2 separate regions of the Homo sapiens genome follow, and region 2 is linked to region 1. The links are chromatin contacts, found by Hi-C or POLR2A ChIA-PET in ENCODE. All regions are on one chromosome and are shown on one strand. The core of a region is the stretch at or near the end of the contact, and the rest is flanking DNA. Distances in the headings are between cores, read along the strand shown.

Region 1 (4,078 bases), core at 32-2,531:
CCAGCTTCGCTGCCGGCTCCCCTCCTGGAGACGCATCTACCTTCTCTCCATGGGGCCCCCGACACCTCCGCCAACCCGCGCTCTGAGCCAGCTCAACCTCCCCTGGGCGTCAAGAGCCTGGAGCGCCCACCCTCCTGCCCTCTCCCCGCTGCCTCTCAGATCCCGGCAGCGCTGCAAGAGTCTACAAGAGCTCGTTAGTTGCAGGCAGGAGGAACGCGGGCGAGTGGAGAGGCGCCTTGCGAAAGGATTTAACGTCGGGGCTCCGGGAGAGTTGGTAAGAAAGGATGAGGATGATGATCTATCTGCCTTCAACTCTTCGAAAGCGGATCAAATCTTCCAATCCCGATTTTGGAACCTCGGGGCTGTTTCCCGAAGTACTAAAGACAGAGGGACGAGGGTATGAGAGCGGCGCCCTCTCCTCTCGCCTGCACGCCCCTCCACAAATGAGCCCTGGCTCCCCTCTGTACCCTCCAAACTTCCCTCTCCCATGCTCACCCCGTGAGCCGCCCTCGCGGCGGGGTTGGGGGCGCAGCCCCAGACCGCTGTGGGGTCCCCAGGCGTGGGAGAGCCGGCGCGGCCCGGGTCCGGGGTGCTGGTTGCTGCTGGCCCAGGGGAGTGCTTCTCCGGGTCTGCGCAGGTGGCTGGACACGCCGCGACTGCTGCGCGCGGGACGGCCTCCTGGCCTCCGCCTCGGTGGGCCTCCTGGGGCTCCCCCAGCCCGGCTGGGCCCGCTCCACGGGCTGCAAGCCCGCGACAGGCGCGTCCTGCTCCCGGAACAGACTGTACACCTTGGCTGCAGCCGCTGCCGGGTAGCTGCCCCCAGGGCGCCGCAGTCGATTCGCGTCTCCACCAGCCGGCTCGTATCTCCCTACGGGGTCCCTTTGGGCATGACCCGCGCCCACGAAGAGAGCCAGGGTGAGCGGCAGGAAGCCTCTCCAGGGGTTCCGCAGGGCGCGCCCCGGGCTGCGGGCTTTGGTCCGCGGCCTCATGGCGCGGGGCGGCTGGAGAGTGGTGCGCGCGGGCACCGCGAAGAGCTTTGTGGTCGGCACGCTGGACGCCCGCGGGCTGTTCTCCCGGCCCCGCCCGGCGGCCAGCTTCTCTGAGTCTAGGGGGCCCTGAAGCGGCCGACTGGGGGCCCGGCTCTCGGCGGAACGAGGGCTGCGCGCCCCGAGCCTCGAGTCCGCGCTCCTACTCCAGCTGGGCTCGCACGGCTGCTGCACCTTCGCGCCTCCTCCCTGTGCCTGCAGCCGTCTGAAGGGGACCCGGACGGTTTTATTTTTGGAAACCTCCCCCGGCTTTTTCGTCTCTTTTATCCACACCAGGCCCCCTCCTCGGAGGGACAGCTCAGCCCCCTCATTACCGGAGAGGGAGCGAGGAATTCCAGCAACACCCACTTTGGCACCGGGAAGCCAGCGGGCGGCGAGCGGGCGGCGAGGGGGATTAACCCGTGCGGAGCAGGGGGCGGCGCGGGGCTGACCCAGGCGCTGGTCGGGCAGATGGCGCCTGCCACGACCGGGACACTGGGCCGCCTTTCTCCTGCTCTGGGCAAGTTCGAACTGCAGACCTGCCCCGAATCGTTCTCCCGCCCCTCGCCTCAGGGACCGTCTTTGGATCGGGGGACCCAGGCTGCAGCCTTGCAGGTCTGAAGGAAGCCGGGAGGGGCGCCGAGGCCCGCGTAGGGGAACAGGGCCGCCGCCCCCTCCGCTTGCGCCCTGGCCGCTGGGGGCGCCCTCCGCAGGGCCGGCCGGAGCGGGGGTGGCGCGGGGCGGGGCGCGGCGCGCGGAGCGCAGGGAGGTCCCGGGCGCGCCCCCTGGCGGAGCTGGCGGCCCTGGCGCTCCGTGGCTGCAATGCCCTGGCGCCGCCGCCTTCGCTCTGGATCTCAATCCCCTTCCACTGGCGTGAGGGTCACGCCTGAGCCTGGCGCGGTGATGGCTGCCGGTAGAAGAGGGGTCCTCTTTTTCTTTTTCTTTTTCTTTTCTTTCTTTCTTTCTTTCTTTTTTTTGAGACGGAGTTTCGCTCTTGTTGCCCAGGCTGGAGTGCAATGGTGCGATCTCAGCTCCCCGCAACCTCCGCCTCCCGGGTTCAAGCGATTCCCCTGCCTCAGCCTCCCTAGTAGCTGGGATTACAGGCATGCGCCACCAAGTCTGACTAATTTTGTATATTATTTTATTTTTTAGTACAGACGGGGTTTCTCCATGTTGGTCAGGCTGGTCTCGAACTCCCAACCTCAGGTGATCCGCCCGCCTCGGCCTCCCAAAGTGCTGGGATTAAAGGCGTGAGCCACCACGCCCGGCCAAGGGGTCCTCTTTTTCACCGAGGCAAAGACACGGAGCCTCTTGAGTAAGTCACTCAAGGAGATAGCGCATGTGAAAGAGGGGAGTGGAATCTAGGCCTCCCGCCTCTGGCTGAATCCATTCCCGGGATCCCACCCAGCCCTTCACTCTCTCGGGAATTTCCCAGAGGGGGATTCGGTGACCCCGATTGACCCAGTGTGTGCATTCACATCTTGTGTTAGCAGGGAGGCGGGCAGGGGTGTGGGAATGCTGACTGCCGCTGTCTGCGTGTCCCCAGTAATCAGCACACCATTCTCACCCATGCTCCCTCCCTACAGCCTAAAGGCTTGGATCAACAGGGCTGCCCCTGGCACATTTGTACAGCCTATTTCCCAGAGAGGCAGAGTGAAGGAGCTGGCATGTGGGCACCAGTTCACAACCTCCCACACCACACAAAAGACAAGCCCAGGTAATATCTACTGTTGAAATAAAGCCTCGACCCCTGGCCTTGGCCTACAAACCCTAGCTGGCTGCCCCCGCTCTGATTTCATCTGGCCTCTTGCTCTCCCTTACCCACCACACTGTGCTGCCTTGGCCCTCTCTCTGCTCCTTGAACAAGCCAAGTGAATGCCCCCTTCCCTCTACTGGAAGGTTCCTCTCCAGGATGTTAGAGGGTAGTTCCTCATCACTGCTCCTCTCAGATTAAATATCAGCTCCTGGAGTAGCCATCCCTGACCTCCAATCTAGAGCAGCCCTCCCTCACCCCAGTCATGACTCTAACACACCACCCTGTTTCATCTTCATAAAACAGTTGACATCATCTTGTTATTGATTTGTTTGCTCGTGTAACTGAATTTTTTAATGGGCTGAACCTAAAGAGGGACTATCCAGAAACTGCTCCACTACTACCTTCAACCATATTATGGTAAATTTCCCTTTCCCACCCTTAATGACATCTCAGGCAGAGTCCTTGGCTTGAGAGGTCATCCCTACCAGACACGAGAACTATTCTATTAATATAATTAAGACCCATTTTCAGACACAAAAAGTCTGCTCCTGTCCAGATCAAAATCTCATCCAAGTTAATCAATATCACATCCCATTTAATAGTCCTCCTCTCCCCTGTCCCTTTGCTAGAGATCCTGCAGTGGTGAGAGTGGGGTGTGGTCTGTTTTCCTGACCTCCCTTTTCTGCTGTGGCTCCTCTTTGTCAAGGCTGGGAGAGAGGTGTTAGAGGAAAAGTAGCAAAGTCTTATGTGACAGGTACCCTTGGTTGGCAGGTGCCAAGCGCTGGCTTTTTCATGGGCACATATGTGGGTTTTTGGGAGGTTCTCTACAGGACCTCCACCCTGAGTTGCCATAGCAAATTACTCTCTGGCCAACCTCTCGGAGACCCCTGCATCCTCTGTCTCTCATAGGACTGTCCCACCTATGCCAGGCAAAACAATGGTGGGTTGGCCGCTCCTCACCCTGCCCACTTCTCACCTTGCCACACAGGCCACTCCAGCGAGGCTCCACGATCAGAATTCTCCAGACAGGAAGTGCACACAAGTCTCTTCATTTATGTACGTCCTCAATTCCTAAAGACATATGTTGGGTTCTCCCATGAACTGTCTTGCTGTAGTTTAATGCACCGAGGTGCCTGTAACATCCAGCAACATAGTCAGCATCAGTGGGGGGACAGTTATAGGGACAGAGCCTCCTCTTCTTGCAGATGACTGGTTCTCTCTGGGAGCTCCCTTCATTTGGTTTGAGTTGGGGAGTTCCCTCAGGGGAAATCTCAGCCCTGCCCACAAATGCAGCAGT
Region 2 (3,881 bases), core at 902-3,401, 560 kb after region 1:
TTGCTGAAATTCCCTGAGTCCATGAACATCCTCTGAAGAGTTGGAAGCATGATCTCCCACCCCGGAAACACTATATCTAAGCTTCTAAAATCATGCCATCACTATTTTCCTGGGTAGAGAGTTTGATACCCAAACAGAATAATAAAATGATGGGTCACAGATTAATTGCCCTGAAAATAGTTTGTCTCTCCCAAATAAAGTAGAAATAAATTACATGTATTACCACACTACTGGGTTCCACTACTTTAACATAAGTTATGGTCTTATTATATCTGAAACCCTTTTAAAAAGTAAAAACGAGGCCAGGCGCGGTGGCTTACGGCTGTAATCCCAGCACTTTGGGAGGCCGAGGCGGGCAGATCACGAGGTCAAGAGATCAAGACCATCCTGGCCAACATGGTGAACCGTCATCTCTACTAAAATACAAAAATTAGCTGGGTGTGGTGGCTGGCGCCTGTAGTCCTAGCTACTCGGAAGGCTGAGGCAGGAGAATTGCTTGAAACCGGGAGGCAGAGGCTGCAGTGAGCCGAGATCGCGCCACAGCACTCCAGCCTGGACGACAGAGCAAGACTCCGTCTCAAAAAAAAAAAAAAAAAAAAAAAAAGTAAAAATGTTTCTATTTAGTATAACAAAAGCCCCATTGTGTTACAAAGAAAAAAAAAGACACTTTGCTTATTGTGAATGAATAAAATTACCTAAAATGCAACCAAATACTGACAGATATCAAATTATATTAATGTCTCAAAGACCAGGCCAGGCTACTCTTAGCTACAAAACAGAATCAAACTGGTATTATGGCAGTAGTTGTCACCATCCAAGAGCATAGTTGGTATTTACATAAAAGAGCCAAGTCCAGATTCTGGCATACCAAAGAAAAAGGACTAGAGACTGAGACCATTTTGTAACCAATAATCGACTTTAATCAACTACAGAAATTACAAATTTAAAACAAGGAAGGAATAAGGTTGCAGCGCTTTTCCCTCAACATACTTAACTACCAAACTAAGTAAGAATCTATTCCATCGCAAGGACAGAAAACCAAACACCGCATGTTCTCACTCATAGGTGGGAATTGAACAATGAGAACACTTGGACACAGGGTGGGGAACATCACACACCGGGGCCTGTCGTGGGGTGGGGGGAGGTGGGAGGGATAGCATTAGGAGACATACCTAATGTAAATGACGAGTTAATGGGTGCAGCACACCAACACGGCACATGTATACATATGTAACAAACCTGAAAGTTGTGCGCATGTACCCTAGAACTTAAAGTATAATAATAATTTTGAAAAAAAAAAAAGAATCTATTCCATCTGTGACACTTACTAGTTTATCCTACCTCTGAGTCTCAGTTTCCTCATTTGTAAAATGGGGCTAACAGTACCTACCTACTTCATAGGGTAGTGCATGAACCAAATGGTAATATATGCAAAGTAGCACAGTAACTGACACAGCAGATGCTCAATAAATAACATTTTATTAATCACGGTTAGCTCTGTCTCCTTTACTTTCCTGCAGGTATCGCGGTATCTTATGATGCCAATCCGTATAAATATTCAACACCCCAACATTTATTTGGAGAACCAAATTACGGTTCAATGTATCTGAGACCAAAACTGGTATAGGACGTTGACAACCGCCCCAGCTCAGGTGTCACCACATCCGCCAAAGCCTCGCAGCCCTTCTTGGGGTTCCCAGGCGTTGGTGACCCGCCCCGCCCCGCGACAGGCAACCAGCGGGGTGAGGGGGCGGGCTCCACCGCACGTCCTTTGCGCTCCCGGGAGGCCAGAACAACTCCCAGGCCTCCGCCGGCCCGACTCCCCCGAACCCGAGCCTCCCCTCGCCTAAGCCTGCCGTCTTCCCTCCCGGCCCCACGTCGCCCAATGCCGCACCTTGAGGTGGCTGCGCAGGCCGCCAGCGCCCCCAGACTGGTCGGAGATCTCGTACGCGCCAGTCACTAGCAGGTCCTTGTGAATCTCCTCACGGAGGCACTTGCGAGAGTTAATGGGCAGATGGAAGGAGATGGCAAGGACCAATCTGGGGCCGAGCAGGAACAAAAGCAGCAACGCTAACGGAAAAGGGCCGCGCCGGGCTGGTGGGCCAGACAAACCAGACATGGTGCTGGAGACTCGTTCACCACCGAAGGCCTCAACCGCGCCGGAACCGGGGGGACCCACGTGACTCACCTCTGACCTTCTGATGCCGTCCGCGCCATTTTGGAGACTGGCATGTAGAGAAAGACTCTATAGCGAATCTTTTGAAAAGGGAAGAAAGGATAGGTACCATGTCAAAACCGCAAGTTTAAGCAGTTAAAGAAGCTTTAATAGAATACTATTGCAACAGTTTTATTTTTGTTGAAGTTAGTGACTACTGAGTCGGCCATGGCAAGTATGGGCAGCCCTGGAAGTAATTCTCCTTTAATTTCCGAAAGATGTACCCACGAGTTTAAAGGCGAGTGACACCATAGCAACCAAGCCCCAATAGGAAACAGCCACAAGGCCCTTCGCTGGGCCCGCCCACCGGCCGCCTAGGCGCGAGGGCGGGGAATGAGGCTGTGTCTCCGGGGATGGGGCGGTTTGCAGGCACTCCCAAGCGCCTTTGACACCTTGATGACACCTGGGGCACTGAGACACTAGAGAGGAAAATTTCGAGGAAAGATTTCAACTTGGCTATTAGACAGTGTGGACCTTAGAGAAGAAGTTTTAGGGGTCACCTGATGAATGTGTGCCGGGCAGACATCCGGTTCATGTCCCATAGCAGGGTATTTGGGCTGGAGTAATTGTCTGGCTAACTGAATGTACATGGTATTATTATTATTATTATTATTATTATTATTATTATTATTTTAGCAAACATTGAATGTGTTCTAAGCTATATTCAAAATAAATTTGAATTTGGTATTTAAATTGAATAAAACAACATGTTTTGGTCCAGTCTCAGATGAACATAATTAAGGGGTTAGCAGATAAGCGTTGTCAGGGAAAGTGCGTATGTGTGTGTTTTAAGTTCACAAACACTTTAGGGATCAAATTAACTATTAACATTTGCAAATAGACAAGCAAATTGACACGGTAATAATTCATGCATTCATTCAATGGAGTACCTACTGTGTGCCAGACATTATGCTATGCATGTATGTCAACACGTTTATTGATTTAACAAACTATTACTGGGATACTAGCAAATATTCAGAGCTGAAGAATATATTAAAATAAACGGCCAGGCGCGGTGGCTCACACCTGTAATCCCAGCACTTTGGGAGGCTGAGGCGGGTGGATCACGAGGTCAGGAGTTCAAGACCAGCCTGGCCAAGATGGTGAAACCCCGTCTCTACTAAAAATACAAAAAAATTAGCTGGGCTTGGTGGCGGGCGCCTGTAATCCCAGCCACTCAGGAGGCTGAGGCAGAGAATTGCTTGAACCCGGGAGATGGAGGTTGCAGTGAGCTGAGATGGCGCCACTGCACTCCAGCCTGGGCGACGGAGTGAGACTTGTCTCAGAAAAGAAAGAAGGAAAGAAAGAAAATGGAATTGCTCCTTGGCCTTTTGGCTAACATCAAGTGTAGAAAATAAACGTGGAAGACACAATAGCCCATGTTGGGAATCATTACCTACTTTGATTAACGTTTATTGAGCATCTTCAGAAATATCCAGAAGATGGACTGTCTGCCCTTAGTAATGTACATGATTGGTGTTTTTTTTTTTTAAACTTAGTCCATTTAGTTATTTTCCTAGAAATGAAATCCCACAGACAAAACAAGAACAAACAAAGGAGCTGTAAAGCATTTAAAATTTTGACAAATGCCATACAATAATTATTTTATGAGGTGTCCACTTAGGAGCATTTAGTTGGATTGTTGTATCACTGATCTAAGATAAGA

The links. A loop is a pair of places that touch in the nucleus more often than their neighbours do. ChIA-PET counts read pairs that join two places held with the same protein, here RNA polymerase II (POLR2A). Pooled maps may share reads with other maps.
Region 2: a loop to region 1 is called in a pooled map, with 6 times the contacts of the local background. The contact joins the promoter of TMED10 here to the promoter of LTBP2 in region 1. A Hi-C loop is called at or near these places in 5 of 50 pooled maps. POLR2A ChIA-PET finds 5 or more read pairs at or near these places in 2 of 52 experiments (A549 and T-cell).

The regions. Positions count from the first base shown.
Region 1 is chr14:74,610,956-74,615,033 of GRCh38, forward strand. LTBP2 (latent transforming growth factor beta binding protein 2) reads right to left here and starts at 1,282. Exons shown (of 36, transcript NM_000428.3): 1 at 496-1,282. The coding sequence starts at 989. LOC101928352 (a long non-coding RNA gene) reads left to right here and starts at 2,230. Exons shown (of 2, transcript XR_944029.4): 1 at 2,230-2,340; 2 at 2,612-3,093. RefSeq lists an enhancer at 1,338-1,965 and a silencer at 1,593-1,912.
Region 2 is chr14:75,174,461-75,178,341 of GRCh38, forward strand. TMED10 (transmembrane p24 trafficking protein 10) reads right to left here and starts at 2,152. Exons shown (of 5, transcript NM_006827.6): 1 at 1,895-2,152. The coding sequence starts at 2,119. RefSeq lists enhancers at 1,976-2,548, 2,063-2,302.